2 separate regions of the Homo sapiens genome follow, and region 2 is linked to region 1. A link is an interaction called in ENCODE POLR2A ChIA-PET data of the cell type or tissue named here. Cell type or tissue: B cell. All regions are shown on one strand. Links, peaks and the distances in the headings refer to the core of each region. The heading gives the core; the rest is flanking DNA. Region 1 overlaps FAM107B (family with sequence similarity 107 member B). Region 2 overlaps FAM107B (family with sequence similarity 107 member B).

Evidence for each region. ChIA-PET counts read pairs that join two places held together with the same protein. Peaks named below come from ENCODE experiments on the same cell type or tissue, not always from the same donor. Only the 100,000 strongest peaks of a DNase experiment are listed, where the experiment ranks them.
Region 2: POLR2A ChIA-PET joins it to region 1 with 5 read pairs; 7 of 35 experiments call an interaction of 5 or more read pairs at or near these places.

What each region holds. Positions count from the first base shown.
Region 1 is chr10:14,672,790-14,680,880 of GRCh38, forward strand. All of the region lies in intron 1 of FAM107B (family with sequence similarity 107 member B), which reads right to left. Among named protein-coding and RNA genes, the nearest start is that of FAM107B, 98 kb to the right of the region's middle. RefSeq lists an enhancer at 1,955-2,541. In B cell, for the core only: no CTCF peak of the experiment used is centred there; no DNase peak of the experiment used is centred there.
Region 2 is chr10:14,578,697-14,586,787 of GRCh38, forward strand. All of the region lies in intron 2 of FAM107B (family with sequence similarity 107 member B), which reads right to left. Among named protein-coding and RNA genes, the nearest start is that of MIR1265, 150 kb to the left of the region's middle. RefSeq lists an enhancer at 4,545-4,604. In B cell, for the core only: no CTCF peak of the experiment used is centred there; DNase peaks (open chromatin) are centred at 4,745 and 6,175; H3K27ac peaks cover 1,970 bases.

The DNA.
Region 1 (8,091 bases), core at 2,070-6,069:
TAAAGAAAGAAGGAAGGAATAAAAAAACTTAAAAACACGAACCAAATACATTCACCAATGTACATCAAGTCATTTTCCTTTGGCCTCATAGTTGGCAACATTGGGAGTTAACATTTCACTCTAGGGCAGCAAGTTTAGAAGCAAAAAGGTAGTTTGTTGGAGACAGAAATAGAATTCCTGACCAATAATTAAAGAGGCTTGGTTCCATTCTTTTAAATGGACACATAATAATCATAGATATTTATGTGTACATGTGATATTTCAATACATGTATACATGTGAAATGAGCAAAGCAGGGTAATTAGCCTGTCCGTCACCTCAAACATCCATCATTTCTTTGTGTTAGGAACATTCAATATCTGTTCTTCTAGCTATTTGAAAATATACAATAAATTATTGTTAACTAGAGTCACCCTGCAGTGCTATAGAACACTAGAAACTATTCCTTCTATCTGGCTGTAATTTTGTACTCATTAACCAACCTCTCCCTATTTTTCCTTCCCCCTAACCTTCCCAGCCTCTGGTAACCACTGTTCTCCTCTCCACTTCCATGATACCAACTTTTTCAGCTCTCACATATGAGTCAGAACATGTGGTATCTGTCTTTCTGTGTCTGGCTTATTTCACTTAATATAATGTCCTCCAGGCTCATCTATGTTGCTGCGAATGAAGGATTTTATTCTTTTTTTAAATGTCTGAATAGTATTCTATTGTATAAGTGCCACATTTTCTTTATCCCTTCATCTGTTGATAGACACTCAGGTTGATTCCGTATCTTTGCTATTGTGAATAGTGCTGCAATAAACACGAGAGTGTAGATATCTCTTTGACATGCTGATCTCCTTCCCTTTGGATGCATACCCAGCAGTGGGATTGCTGGATCATATGGTCGTTCTATTTTTAGTTTTTGGAGAAAACTTCATACTGTTTTTCATAACGGCTGTACTGTAGGAGTTCCCCTTTCTCCGTATCCTTTTCGGCGTTTGTTATTTTTTTGTCTTCTTGATAATCGCCATTTGAACTGGGGTGAGATGATATCTCATTTTGGTTTTGATTTGCATTTTCCTGATGATTAGTGATGTGGAGCATTTTTTTAATATACTTGGCTATTTGTATGTCTTCTTTTGAGAAATGCCTATTCCAATCTTTTGCCTATTTTTTAATCAGATTATTTGTTTTTTGCTTTTGCTTTTTGTTTTGTTTGTTTGCTGTTGAGTTATTTGCGTTCCAAGTATCTCTAGAAAAGAGGGCATCCACATGCAGAAGAATGAAGGTAGACCCCTATCTCTCACCAGATCCAAAAATCAACTCAAAATGCATCAAAGACTTAAACGTAAGACCCGAAGCTATGAAACTAGGAGAAGAAAACATAGGGAAAACACTTCAGCACATTGGTCTAGGCAAAGGTTTTATGGCTAGTACCTCAAAAACAGTCAACAAAAGCAAAAATAGACAAATGAGATTATATCAGACTCCAAAGCTCCTGCACAGCAAAGGAAACAATCAACAGAATGAAGTGACAACCTGCAATTTGGGAGAAAATATTTGCAAACTATTGATCTGACAAGAGATTAACATCCAGAATATACAGGGGCTGTGTTTTTAAAACCCCTTCTCAGCATTGCTCCCTGGGGATGGAGTCCTTCAAATTGCTTATGCACCCTTTATAATGTAAAACCACCACTTTGTTTTTCTCTGCAGTCTAGAGAGACATGTGTTTGCCAGTCTTATCCTCTCCCTGAACTAGGACATTTAGAATGCAGTTCCTTAGGTGGATGTTATAAGGGCTGGAGCACTTAGCGTGAGTACAAACTCCTCCCAGACTGGTGACAGGTTAATAATTGTCTCGTTAACTCCCCAAGCAAGTTAATTAGAAGCCAGGCCACCAGGTAGCAGCTACAGGTATGTTTTGTAAACTCCTTCCAAGGGGAAACAGAGTTGTTTGTTTTGTTTTGTTGAGACAGGGTCTCGCTCTCGCTCTGTTGCCCAGGCTGGAGTGCAGTGGTACAATCTTTACCCACTGCAGCTTCAACCTCCCGGGTTCAAGTGATCCTCCCACCTCAGCCTCCTGAGAAGCTGGGGCTATAGGCATGCAGCACCACACCTGGCTAATTTTCATAATTTTTTTTTGTAGAGACAGGGTTTTGCCACGTTGTGCTCCGAAAGTGCTGGGATTACAGGCATGAGCCATTGTGCTTGTCCACGTATGTTTTTAAGCCCCTTCTCTGCACTGATTTAAGCCCCTTCTCTGTGCTGATTCCAGTGGTATAAATTCTCTGAAAATACTTGCATGCCCATATTAAACTGCTATATTTTTTTCCTACACATGTGTATCTAATCCCCTCTGTTCTTGTGTTTGGTGCATTAAGTGTTAAATCATGGGGAAACAGGATTAGGGCCCTTCATGTGAGGCTCAGACCATCCTCTCCATGGGAATAAGCTGGGCGTTGGGAACTCCTTTCCCAATTTTATGGCACCGTGGTCAGGGTGCATACTGGGCCCAAGTGTGCCCCAGTTTTCCTATCTATCTGATATCAACATTTTCTCATTTGTCTGGTGGATAGGTGTCTCTCAACTGGTCTCTGACTTTCCGAGGAAATGGATCTGTGGGTAGATGCTTATTTGGTGCATCTATCCATGGAGGGAGGTCAGTAGCTTTCTGCTCCATTATATTCCTGATGTCATCCAAGGCCTGGTTCCATTTGTCTCCACCTGTTGCAACAAGCCTATGACCGATTAATGGCCTCAACTTCCTTCATTTGGAAAATGGGTCCCAAAGGAGACCCAACCCTTTCCAAGACAATTGAATTTTAATTTTAAAGAAATGTTTCCCTATCATGAAACATTTAAAGAGTTTTCAGATTCTTTCTATTAGGAGCCATATAACAAAGAAAACATCTTACAGTGGATAGCTTTTTATTTTTTCTCATTTCAAATAATTCTGGATTAGAGTCTCAAGGGTAGGATTCTGTTTCAAAGGACATAGGTGTCTTTGAGGCTCTTGATGTAGATTCAAAATTACCCCCCAGAATGTTTCAGCAAGTTAATGTGTTAAAGTGCAGCAGTCCCATTACAGCTTCTCCAGCAGCCCGGTGCAGTGAATCACGCCTGGAATCCCAGCATCTTGGGAGGCCAAGGTAAGAGGATCGCTTGAGCCCAGGAGTTCAAGACCAGCCTAGGCAACATAGTGAAAGCCTGTCTCTGCAAGTAATAAAAAAATTAGCCAGATGTGATGGTGCACACCTGTAGTCCCAGCTACTTGGGGGGCTGAAGTGGGAGGATCACTTGAGCCTGGGGAGGTCAAGGCTTCAGTGAGCCAAGATCATGCGACTGCACTCCAGTCTGGGTGACAGAGCAAGACTCTGTCTCAGAATCAAAAACAAAACAAAACAAAAAAACTTATGTAGCAGCAGCATCTAATTACACATTTTGATGGATATGAATAGTCTGTTACTGGACGTAATTTTAGAACCCAATATCCAACACCACCATATTCCAGTACCAAGAGTCTTCCATACTGTGTTGCATTACTACTAATAAAAATGTGTTTAGTTTTCCAGGGAATCTCTTATATAAGCCATCGGTAGCCCACTAAATTACATATTCTTCCAGAGCAAAAACTGTGCTTCCCTTTTCAAGCTTCATTCAGAGTCTACACCCTCTCTTAACAGGTGTTTATTAAACAATTGTTAAATGAATTCACTTGTTTACCCACTTTGTATCTTTGTTTCACGCCCAACATAGTAATACATCCCACAATAAAAATTCAAACATTATTGCTTCTAGTAACACAGATAAGTCAGAAATGCCTCCAAGAAAGCTTTCTGAAGCAGCCCCACCTCCGTCTGAAGCTCTACCCCATTCTATCTTTATTCTATTAACTAAAATGACTTGAGTGCTTGCAGTATGTCAGAGAAACTGCACTGTATGTGTGCACTTAATCCATAACAACCCTCTGTGCAAGTAATCTTATTAATTATTGGAGGAGTTAGTAATTCACCCTGTCGTGGATGCTGTGATGTGGCACCTGAAAAAGTTGTTCTCTGTAATATTTATTCTCAAAGCTGCAAGAAACGCTGTTGACAGATAGCTCTCAGCTGTCAGCCACCCGGGTGATTGCTGTAGGGAGCCAGCATCCACTGACTTGGTTGACATGAAAGCAGAGAGTCCTGGTCCCCTCACTCCAACTCAGGACAACTCTAACAGCTCTCCTTTCTCCAGAGCTCTCTGTGAAGTTGGCTGAAGCCTTCATCAAGACTTTATTGTAGCCCAATGCCTCCCTCTGCCCAATCCTGCCCCTTTCCCTCCTCTTTCTATCCACAAGGGTTGATCCCAGGAGCATTCCCTAATCAACATTATAGCTGCTACTCTCCATTTCCCAGTGGCCTTTCCAGGAACTCATCAACGCAGCCAAAGTCATGCTTCTCAAAAACGACAAAAAGGAGATTCAAACCCAGGCCTACTCGGCTCTCAAACCCGTGATATAAAGCACTACACTAAACTCTCTTCCTAATCCCAATGCCTCTCTCTTTTTAAAGCTACAGATACCTGGCCGGGCGCGGTGGCTCAATCCTGTAATCCCAGCACTTCGGGAGGCCGAGGTGGGCAGATCACGAGGTCAGGAGATTGAGACCATCCTGGCTAACACACTGAAACCCCGTCTCCACTAAAAATACAAAAAATTAGCCGGGCGTGGTGGTGGGCGCCTGTAGTCCCAGCTACTCGGCAGGCTGAGGCAGGAGAATGGCGCGAACCCGGGAGGCGGAGCTTGCAGTGAGCAGAGATGGCGCCACTGCACTCCAGCCTGGGCGACAGAGCGAGACTCCGTCTCAAAAAACAAAAAAGAAAAAAAAAAAGCTACAGATACCAGAACCCCACACCCAGAGATTCTGATATGGTTAGTGTGGGTTGGTCAGTGACTAACCATCTTAACTTGCTCAGGACTGAGGGGTTCCCCAGGACGCAGGACTTTCAGAGCTAAAACCAGGAAAGTCCTGGGAAAACGGGGGCAAGTTGGTCACCCTAATTGGGGCGTGTCTCTGGTGTCTGTAATTTCAACAAGCTCTTTGGATGTTTCTGGTGCACTCTAAAGCATTAAAAAGCGGTGTATTGATAAAAAGAAGTCCTAATGATGGGCGGGTGTTGTTAAACGACCATCATCAAACTCTATTCTGTGTTAGGCACTGTCTTTCCAGGGCAATCTGTTTATTAGATACTATCATCCCCATTTTACAGATGAGGAAACTAAGGTCAGAGAAATCATGGAACTTGCCCAAGGCCACAGAAGCGAGTAAGTGCTGGAACCTGACGACAAGCCTAGGTGGTCCGGAGTCTGTGCTGACAAACCCTACCCCACGCTGAATCCAAAATGACTTATTCTCTCTAAATTTCCTCCTCTGGAGATGGAGAGAATAATATTTCTGCCCATGGGTGGTTGTTGTTAGGGTAAAATAAGGTAACGAAGTACCTCCTTTGCACCTCCCAGAGTGGATACGTATTATGTTCCCTTCCTTTCTTCCTCGGTGGGATGGTGGGTATGTGTTTTCTGTCCATTGAACACTAAGAAGAGGATTAAAGCTGTTTCCTGATTGTATACACAACTTTCAGCAAAACTGACTCAAGGAAAAACTCACTTTAAGTCACTACACATTGACCGAGAAACTTCCATGTTCATGGCATTCTGCTAGGAAACGTGGGGGACACTGCAGTGAACAAACCTAATTCGGGACCTCCAGAAACTCATCAACAAAGAGGACAGATGGATTACATGGATCTCAGTCTTCCTGGGAAAAGAAAAATCCTAACGCTAACAAATAGCTTCCTCTCCTCTCCTCTCCTCTCTCTGTTTGTCTCCCTTTTCTTCTCCTCTCTTCTTCATGTAAGGGTGGAACATGCACGATAAATAGGAAAAAGAACTTCAATATGAGAACCTGAGAGAAAGAGAATTTGACTAGCATGTTGGAAAGAGAGAAGGTGACAGAAATCACATCAGCTCTTCTGTGTCCTCAGCCCTCATGTTCTGGGTGAGTCCCTGGTGAATACAGGCGTCTCCAGGCCTCATCACACGGAACAGTTTAGGTGGCAGACACATCCAGTCAATTCTAAAACATGCTGAGTGATTCTTGTTTTAAGAAATTAACATGGCAGATACAACTATTGTGAAAAGTGCCAAGAACTCCAGAGTAAGTGAGCAGAGAGGGAAGCAGAGCCTGCTGGCATCCCACAGGGGTGCTGGAAAGGATGTGGGCCTTGGAGTTAGAGAGACTGAGGTTCAAATCCCAGTCCTGCCATGCAGGAACTGTGTGAGCCTCAGTTTCATCATAAAAAAGTCAAGGTAATTTGTTTTCCTTTTTTTTTGGAGAGAGGGGCTCACTGTATTGCCCAGGCTGGAGTGCAGTGATGTGATCATAGCTCATTGCAGCCTTGACCTGCTGGGCTCAAGCGATCCTCCTACCCCAGCCTCCCGAATATGTGGGACTACAAGCACACACCACCAAGCCTGGCTAATATTTTTATTTTTTTGTAGAAACAGGGTCTCACTATGTTGTCCAGGCTGGTCTTGAACTCCTGGCCTCAAGCAATCCTTTTGCCTTGGCCTCCCAAAGTGCTGGGATTACAGGCATGAACCACTGGACCTGGCAAAAAAAAGTTGAGGTTATACTTAATGTCCTAGCAGGATTTCTGTGAAGATGAAACAAGGTGATGTATGTAAAACTACTTCCCTAATCACTGTGATTGTGAGATAGCGGGACTATCATCTGCCTGACTAGCAGCCTTTCACCCCCTTCTGGTAAAGTTGCTACCCCTTGGACATAAGGATGAACCCAGGCAAGATGACAAAACCGAATTCAAGCTAAGGTGTTGTGATGGTTAATACTGAGTGTCAACTTGATGGAATTGAAGGATGCAAAGTATTGTCCCGGGGTGTGTCTGTGAGGGTGTTGCCAAAGGAGATTAACATTTGAGACAGTGGACTGGGAAAGGCAGACCCACCCTCAATCTAGTGGGCACCATCTAATCAGCTGCCAGCACAGCTAGAATAAAAGCAGGCAGAGGAACGAGGAAAGACTAGACTGGTTCAGTCTTCCGGCCTCCATCTTTCTCCCGTGCTGGATGCTTCCTGCCCTCAAACATCGGACTCCAAGTTCTTCAGCTTTGGGACTCGGACTGGCTTCCTTGATCCTCAGCTTGCAAATGGCCTATTGTGGGACCTCAACTTGTGATCGTGTGAGTCAATACTCCTTAATAAACTCCCCTTTATATGTTCAGCAATCCTATTAGTTCTGTCCCTCTAGAGAACCCTGACTAACACAGATTTCGGTATCAGGAGTGGCTATAATACAGGTTGCTTGGCTGGGACTCTTCAACTGGGCTGGTGGAAGTCTTACATTCTTGAGTTCCCAGCATAGAACTCTGAGCTAGCAACAGTCACATCCCATGAGAAAGTTATTAAGAGAATGAATCCAGAACCTAATGAGGAGATCAGACAAAAGCCAGAGAGGGGCCGGGTGCGGTGGCTCATGACTGTAATTCTAGCACTTTGGGAGGCTGAGGCAGGCACATCACCTGAGGTCAGGAGTTCGAGACCAGCCAGACCAACATGGCGAAACCTCATCTCTACTAAAAATACAAAAATTAGCCAGGTGTGGTGGCACATGCCTGTAATCCCAGCTACTCGGGAGGCTGAGGCAGGAGAATCGCTTGAACCCCGGAGGCAGAGGTTGCAGTGAACTGAAATCATGCCACTGCACTCCAGCCTGGGCAACAGAGCGAGACTCTGTCTCAAAAAAAAAAAAAAAATGCACAGAGGGAACCTGAGGAAATGGTGGCCCTGCCTCCTGCAAGGATTCCTCATCTGTGATTGTTCATTGTTTATTTCCCCATTCTTCTGGCAAATTCCCACTAACTTCCTCTGGCTCAAGGAATTAGACATGAGGGAGTAAAAAAAGGTGGAAGGTGTCACTCCTGTTTTAGCATGGAGCTCCTCTCTCCAGACCTCTCTGTGAGGTTGGCTGAAGCCTTCATCAAGACTTCATTGGAGCCCAGTGTCTCCCTTTGCCCAATCCCACCCATTTCTCTTCTCTTTCCATC
Region 2 (8,091 bases), core at 2,351-6,350, 94 kb before region 1:
TTACTTGGGAATTCCTGTTCAGCAAAAGAAAAACAGAACTATTTAAGAAGAGATTAGAACAAGGAAGAATGGGGCAGAAGAGAAGTATGCATACCATTCCTGGCAAATCATTGTTGGGAACAAACAATGACGATCAAATTTTAATCTAAAGAATGCCGCAAGTTAGCTCACCTGTGGTTTATCACTACCCCAAGTACTGATTACTCAATCAGGGTCTCCAAAAAGTATAGCATGTTTTCGTTCAAACGCAAGCTAAAAATGACAGCCTTGTTCACACATTGTAAGACTTTACCTAAATTATAACGAAGAGAAAAAAAAGCTACACTCCTTTTCTATTAATATATACAAGCCTCTCAGGAAAATTCCCGGTGACAAACACCTAGAAAAAACCCATTCGTTGTATGAAGCACTCGGCTCAAGTCCATAAATTGATTTTCTAAGATGTTATCTTAATTTGCTTCTGAAATAATTACCAATTTGACATACCAATTGTGAAAATTAATTTTTTTAAATGTAAGCTTCTCCAAAGAAGGGTCGGCCAGCTAAGCATCATTTGGAAACACCCATACCAATTAGTAGAATTCCTTGAACAGAGGAAGGCACTAAGTCAATGAATGAAAACAAACTAAACTCTTTTGGAAACAGCAATGCTGAAGAAACCGTATATTCAATCTTCAGAAGCCAGTTACCCGGTTGCTGTAAAGCAGTGCATATCTAAACCCTCTATTGCAAAGTAACCAAAATCTCACAATTAGAATAAACAGAGGAAACCAGTGAGAGGGTCATCTCAAAACCGTTCCTACCTCTCTACCTGGCTGGTAACTGCCCTAAAATTGCAACCCTGGGCTTTATCAAGCAAAGAAATGGAAATTCTACTTAAGCAAATCCAGAAATTTCTGTTAGTTGCATTACCCAAGTAAAAGCACACAAGGGCAACAGAATTTCAAAACCAAGTTTGTTACTCAATACCCCATATTAGGAGATAAGAGGAGGATAAAACTGTTCTGTCATTCACTAGTTCCTTCCAAAAAAGATTTGGAGTGTGTTAAAAGTCATACATGTCTCATGCCTGTAATCCCAGCATTTGGGAGGCTGAGGACAGATCACTTGAGGTCAGGAGTTCGAGACCAGCCTGGCCAATACGGTGAAACCCCATCTCTACTAAAAATACAAAAATTAGCCAAGCATGATGGCAGGCACCTGCAGTCCCAGATACTTGGGAGGCTGAGGCAGAAGAATTGCTTGAACCCAGGAAGCAGAAGTTGCAGTGAGCTGAGATCATGCCATTACACTCCAGCATGTGTTACAGCAAGACTTCATTTCAAAAAAAAAAAAAAAGTCATACATTCAACTAGGTAAATAAAATAACATTAGAAAGCCAGGCTGGGTGCGGTGGCTCAAGCCTGTAATCCCAGCACTTTGGGAGGCCCAGGTGGGTGGATCATGAGGTCAGGAGATCAAGACCATCCTGGCTAATATGGTGAAACCCTGTCTCTACTAAAAATCCAAAAAAATTAGCTGGGCATGGTGGTGGGTGCCTGTAGCCCCAGCTACTTGGGAGGCTGAGACAGGAGAATGGCGTGAACCCAGGAGGTGGAGCTTGCAGTGAGCCGAGATCATGCCACTGCACTCCAGCCTGCACGACAGAGCAAGACTCCGTGCCAAAAAAAAAAGTAAGTAAGTCAAGGCCACCCTACAAAAGAAACAGCAAGTGGTACACACAAGGGCTAATATAATTTCCAGATCTCTGTATTAAGTGTGGTTTTGAGTTTCCTGGGGGCCAGGACCAAAAATAAAAAGGTACATACTATACATTCTTAGAAAAAAAAATAAGTATCCATCTTCTCAAGGAAAAGAAAAAATATCATGGTATGATTGTCTAAAAGAAGTTTTCCACATGGAATGTTACACAAGGAACAGCGCACTACAGCATGGACAAAAGCCTTTATTCATTCATGCCAAATAAAAGCATACTGAACACATAGCTGTGTTTTATTAAAAAAAAAAAACTGTTAAAGGCCAAAGACATAGGATTATGCCTAGCCTTTAATTCACTGCTCTTTAAATCATTTTAATTCACTGAAAGAAAATGCTAGCAGGATCCTCACACTTGGCCTCCCAGGATCCTAACTTCATACCAAGATGGAACGTAATGTATTCTGCAGAACGTTCTTCCCAGAGATCATTTCCTTCTGTTGGCTTATTGAGAGCACAGTGATTAAAACCTCCAGAACTCTTACTCTGTTGCTTTGGTAAGTTCAATAAGCAATCTCACCTGGCTGAATGCACCTGAAGTTACAGCAAATCAGAGCAAGAACTAAAGCAAGTCTCTGCTGCTGGAAACAGCAGATACAAAACCCAAAGTCTATGAAATGTAGGTTCTAGCGGCCGGGCCAGGGGAGGAGGAGGACAGGCAATTTGCAAATGAGCACGCACATATCTGCAATCGGTCTGGTGCAGTGCTCGGAAGAAAAATAACAAGAGCTGAGTAAGAGAGCGTTGCGCGTCAGATGTCGCATTTATAAAGGGTGGCCCGGAGGCCTCTGCAGCACATTTGGCCCAAGTTTTCCTGACAGGGATCTGGAGAAACACAGAGGCCCTGGGCAAGCACCTGAATCGCTGCTTAGGGAAAACAGCAAAGAGGCCAATGTGGCTGCGGTAGGGTGCCACGAGGGAAGCGGCTGGAACCCGGGTCAGGCTCAGCCTCAGATGCATTCCACAACTCAAGAAGCAGTTGATTCAAGTGTCAGAGTTCCAGGCCACCAAATGCAGTGGAAAAATTAACTGGCCTGAAAGACGTTCGTTCAGAGCCATCCCTGCCACAGCCTCATCCAGCCATCAGGATGTTCCCAGCAGACATCTAATTCTGGCTGCCATCACCGGCAGGTGTCCACACCAGGAGCAGTTTTAAAATCAATGCCCAGCCAGGCGCGGTGGCTCATACTTGTACTCCCAGCTCTTTGGAAGGTCAAGGCAGGATGACTGTTTGAGGTCAAGAGTTGGAGAACAGCCTGGGCACCATAGCAAGACCCTGTTTCTACAAAAACATAGTAAAACTCAAGTGAGCGTGGTGGTGCACACCCACGGTCCCAGCTACTCGGGAGGCTGGGGTGGGAGGATCACTTGAGTCCAGGAGTCCAGGGCTGCAGTGAACTGTGGTCACATCACATCACTGTACTCCAGACTGGGTAACAGAGCAAGACCATGTCTCAAAAAAATAAAATAAATATAAATAAAATCAATGCCCATTTATCATAAGGAGACAGCTGTACAGAATTTGGTATTGTTTAAAATTGTATAGGATGCTTGCCCAAGTTGACAGTTTCAACTTTGGCATATTGTTGACACATTCTTTGTGACAAAAGTTGACACTCCCAGTTATGGCACATAAGAATAAAACCCTGTCTTCAACCATAGAGAATAGCAGCAGCAGCCTGTTTGCCATGGGTTACCAAAGGGATCCAAGGTTGCTAGGATACTTCAGTTTCAAATATCCTTCTTTGCTATCCCCGTAAATATACACTAAGTTTTCAAACAATTCACTCTAATCCTGATTAGATAATAAACTGTGACCACACCTCTGGGAGATAAATAATGGTCTTTCTAAAAACAGTACCAGAGCATCGAAGTGTAAGTTATTGCAACCACATACCCATGTTTGTTTTTGTTTTTTCTTTTCTTTTTTTTTTTTTTTTTTTGAGACAGAGTCTCACTCTGTTGCCCAGGCTGGAGTGCAGTGGCACAATCTCTGCTCACGGCAACCTCCGCCTCCTGGATTCAAGCAATTCTCCTGCCTCAGCCTCCCGAGTAGCTGGGACTAACAGGCGCCTGCCACCACACCCGGCTAATTTTTTGTATTTTTAGTAGAGACAGGGTTTCACCATGTTAACCAGGATGGTCTCGATCTCCTGACCTTGTGATCTGCCCCCCTCGGCCTCCCAAAGAGCTGGGATTACAGGCGTGAGCCACCACACCCAGCCTACCCACATGTTTTAACGTTGTACTGAGTACTTATTCCATGGAGGCACACTACTCTTACACCAACTTTATTACTGTATAACTCTATGAAGGAGGCACTATTATTTTATTGATAAGAAAGACGAAACTCGCCGGGCATGGTGGCTTACGCCTATAATCCCAGCACTTTGGGAGGCCAAGGCACGTGAACCACCTGAGGTCAGGAGTTCGAGATCGGCCTGGCCAACATGGCAAAACCCCATCTCTACTAAAAATACAAAAATTAGCCGGGCAGAGTGGCGTGCCCCTATAATCCCAGCTACTTGGGAGGCTAAGGCAGGAGAATTGCTTGAACCCAGCGGGGTGGAGGCTGCAGTAAGCGGAGATCGCGCCACTGCACTCCAGCCTGGGCAAAACAGTGAGACTCTGTCTCAAAAAAAAAAAAAAAAAAGAAAAGAAAGAAAGAAAGCCAAAGCTGGTAAACGGCAGACCTGGAAGGTGGGCCCGGCAGTCTCATTCCAGAGCCTGATAAATCATACTATTACTATTTCTCCAACTAAAGAAACCAGAAGGAGGAAAATTCTTCATCTGGCAGAAGTTACCCAGGGAGAGAGAAGAGGACATATCCCTTCTGCTTGGCTAACAGGACAGCCTGTGTCTTATTTGAGAGTCAGGGCCCTCGCGGGGCAGAGTCGGAGATGAAGATACTGCAGGGAAAGTAGCTGCTGCTGCACCTTAGTGACAGATGACATGAAGCGCAGGACCGCAGCACAGACCACAGAACTCTGAAAACAGGACCCAAGCTCACCTTAGCGGGAAGTCACCACCCACTCACCTCCGCCCTTCTAGAGCTGAGTATTCTTTCACCTGTGGAAGTCACAAGCATGTGGCGTGGCTCTCCATTTTTAATTTTTTTAAAAAGTGGTCGCGGAAGTTGTGGCCAGACACATCACCCCACCCCAGTCCTAAAGGTAAGGTGGGTGGGGACGGAGGAAGAAGAAGAGGCTGGGCCTAACTAATCTGGGCACGTCCTTGCCAACACCTGCTGCTATGAAGGAGGGGGAAAAGTTGACAGTGGAAGGAAACTACAGGGAAAAAGGAAAAGAAACCACTGGACAAGGCCACAAGTTCGTCCATTCACCGGAAGAATCTTCTATAGGCGAACCCTGTTGAGCGCTCTCCTAGACCCAAGGCCACCCCTCAGGATCCAGGGCCTGGGACACAATACAAAGTACAAAACGACACTCTCCCCGAAAGGGACTCGTGGTCACCGTTGTTCATAGGAGTGTTTCATGGCAAGTCTTAGGAAAGAGGGTTTTGAGTTCAGGAAGTGTGGGACTAAAATGACACCAACACAGAAATAAACACTGCCTTTCAGTAGGAGTTCCTAGCTACTCCGGCAGATCCAGATGCTGAGACATACTGGGTCCGAAAGAAAGACTGATGGAGGGACCAAGCAAGACAGGCCCTCCTGATGCCCAGCCCTGAGGCTGCCACCTAAATAAGCAGCAACACTCTGGGTCTGATCTGGGTAGCTCGTTGGTGTCTCAGCTGAGTAGCAGCAATGACTCAGGAAGAAGCACTTAAGCCCTATAGGACCCTAAAGAGACACAAAGATGAGGATGCCAAGGGTCCCTGTCCTCAGAGTTGCCAACCAGATATGGAAAAACGCAGTGTATAACCAAGTGACCAGGGGAAAACCCCAAGGTGGAAAAGGACCTCCGAGGTCCAGCTGCCGATGAGAATTATGCTTTCGCACCCCATGGCCCTCGGCACTCAGAGTCTTTCGCTCCATTTTCACCATAAACAAAAAAGTCTCAAAACATGACAACAGCCTGTAAGATGCTGTGATCCAAATAAAATAGTTGGTGCAGAAATTCAAGGAAGTGCATCAACTCCTCCCAAAAGGGATGGAGAAACCACACCAAAAGAAAACCAGGAACACACGTGCAGTGCTCTCCCTACAATTATAAACAGCTCCAAGATACGGACCCTGTGAGGCAGGAGAATAGGGGCTGGAGGCAGGGAACCTAAGGCCGATTCACACTGACTTCCTAGAACTAAATCAAAAGGATAACCCCAACTTTCCACACCTATGTAACAAAAGGACCGGAGGCCACTCCCCTTGCAACCCCCACCTTTTCTGCATGGCAGGTGAAACTGAAAGGACCTCTGCTTGGTCCCCTCTTCCAACCAATCAGGCTGGTCACAGGCCAAGTCTTCATTTGCACAGGAGTATAACTTTGTAACTTCACTTCAGCCTGTAATTGGTTGCTTCCTGCAACCAATCAGATGTTGGCACAGGGTGTAACTTTGTAACTTCGCTTCAGCCTCTGATTGCTCCCCTCTTGCTGATTCAAATAACCAATCAGACCAATAGTGAGCCATTAGTTCATTTACACAAGGTGTACACCAAGTAACCAAAGGGACACCTCTAGAGGGTATTTAAACCCAAGAAAATTCTGTAACCGGGCTCTTGAGCCCCTATGCCCAGCCCGCTCCCACCCTGTAGAGTGTACTTTTGTTTTCAATAAATTTCTGCTTTTGTTGCTTCATTCTTTCCTTGCTTTGTTTGTGCGTTTTGTCCAATTCTTTGTTCAAAATGCCAAGAACCTGGACACCCTCCACTAGTAACACCTGGACCCCACCTCAGCCCCCTCCACTCTCGCAAGCCCCATCTTCCCGGCAGTCAACTAAGAATCAGACTTTCCCAGCCCCTGTCAACCAGGCTGATGAGTAGAAGACCAAGAATCCTCTCCCTCCTCTCTTCCTCTTCCCTCTCTCACCAGTCCCTGCCACCAAGCCTTTAGGTGAAGCCACGGACCCTGGGGGGCGCCAGGAAAAGCAAGTACAGTCTCTCGAGCACTCCAGCCAATTACAGAGGTGCAATTACAGATGCTGCATGTGCAGCTGCCCTGAGGTTTACAGAATTAGCTTATCAATGACAAAACAGACGGCCATCTAAAACACACACTGGGAGAAAAGAGCTCTGAAAAGTGTGGCGCAGAACGTTCTTTGGAATTCAAATAACAAGTACACAAAGAGAGGCAGCCAAGCTCCGCCCATGAGACAGGTAAACCATGGACTCACCACAGAACCTTGTGTGGTCAAATCTTTGGTCAGGATCTTCACTCATACACATAACAAATACTTCTCTGCAACCAAGTACTCGTGAGTAGGGTGACCATATTAATTGTCGACCACAGCAGTCATTGCTGAGTAAGGAGGAAGCCTCTGTTACTAATTACACCTGGACCAGGCTCGTCCCAAACCAAACAGGAAATGCACTCTCCCTGCATACAAGGCACCCTCAGGGGGTTCTCCTGCCACTAACTGCTGACCCTGGATCCCTCTTGCTTGGGCGTGCAGGGGTGCTCCCAGCCAGCAATCAGCTCCTGCATAAACAGGAACCCAGCAAGCAACAAAATACCTGGGCAAGGGCACTGAGTCCGCATCACTGTCAACTCCTGGTTACTGGTGACCTCCTGACCCGAATTCCTCATGTGCTAGTTCAATTCCTGACCTTCAGCCTCACTCTCACTTCTACAACTCACATCCTCCTTATCCTCCTCCATCCCAGGCCACTGAAAACCCACCTTCTCTTCAGAACACTGCTTTGCTTTTAAGAATCCTACCTGTAGCAAAGAACGTCTCTGTGGTAGATTTAAAAATAAAAGAAAAAAATATATGAGATGAGAATCCTGCCTGCCCATAGACTTGAAGCCTCTGCTCACCTTGGCCATGGCTATGGACTGAATATTTTTTCCTCCTCCACCATAAATTCATATTATTTAAGCCCTAATCCCAACGTGATGATATTTGGAAGTGGGGCTTAGGGGAAGTAATTAAGTCATAGAAGTGGAGCCCTCATGAATGGGATTAGTGCCCTTAGAAAAAGAGACACCAGGCAGATGATCTCCCTCTCCACCATGTGGGGATACAGCAAAAAGGTGGCCTTCTACAAAACACGAAGGGAGCCCTCACCAGACACCAAATCTGCCAGCATCTTTGATCTTGGAGTTCCCAACCTCCAGAACTGTGAGAAATAAATGCTGTTTAAGCCACCCCGTCTGTGGTATTTGTTACAGCAGCCCAAATGGATGAAGACAGCCATACCTTTGAGCCCAGGGTCGC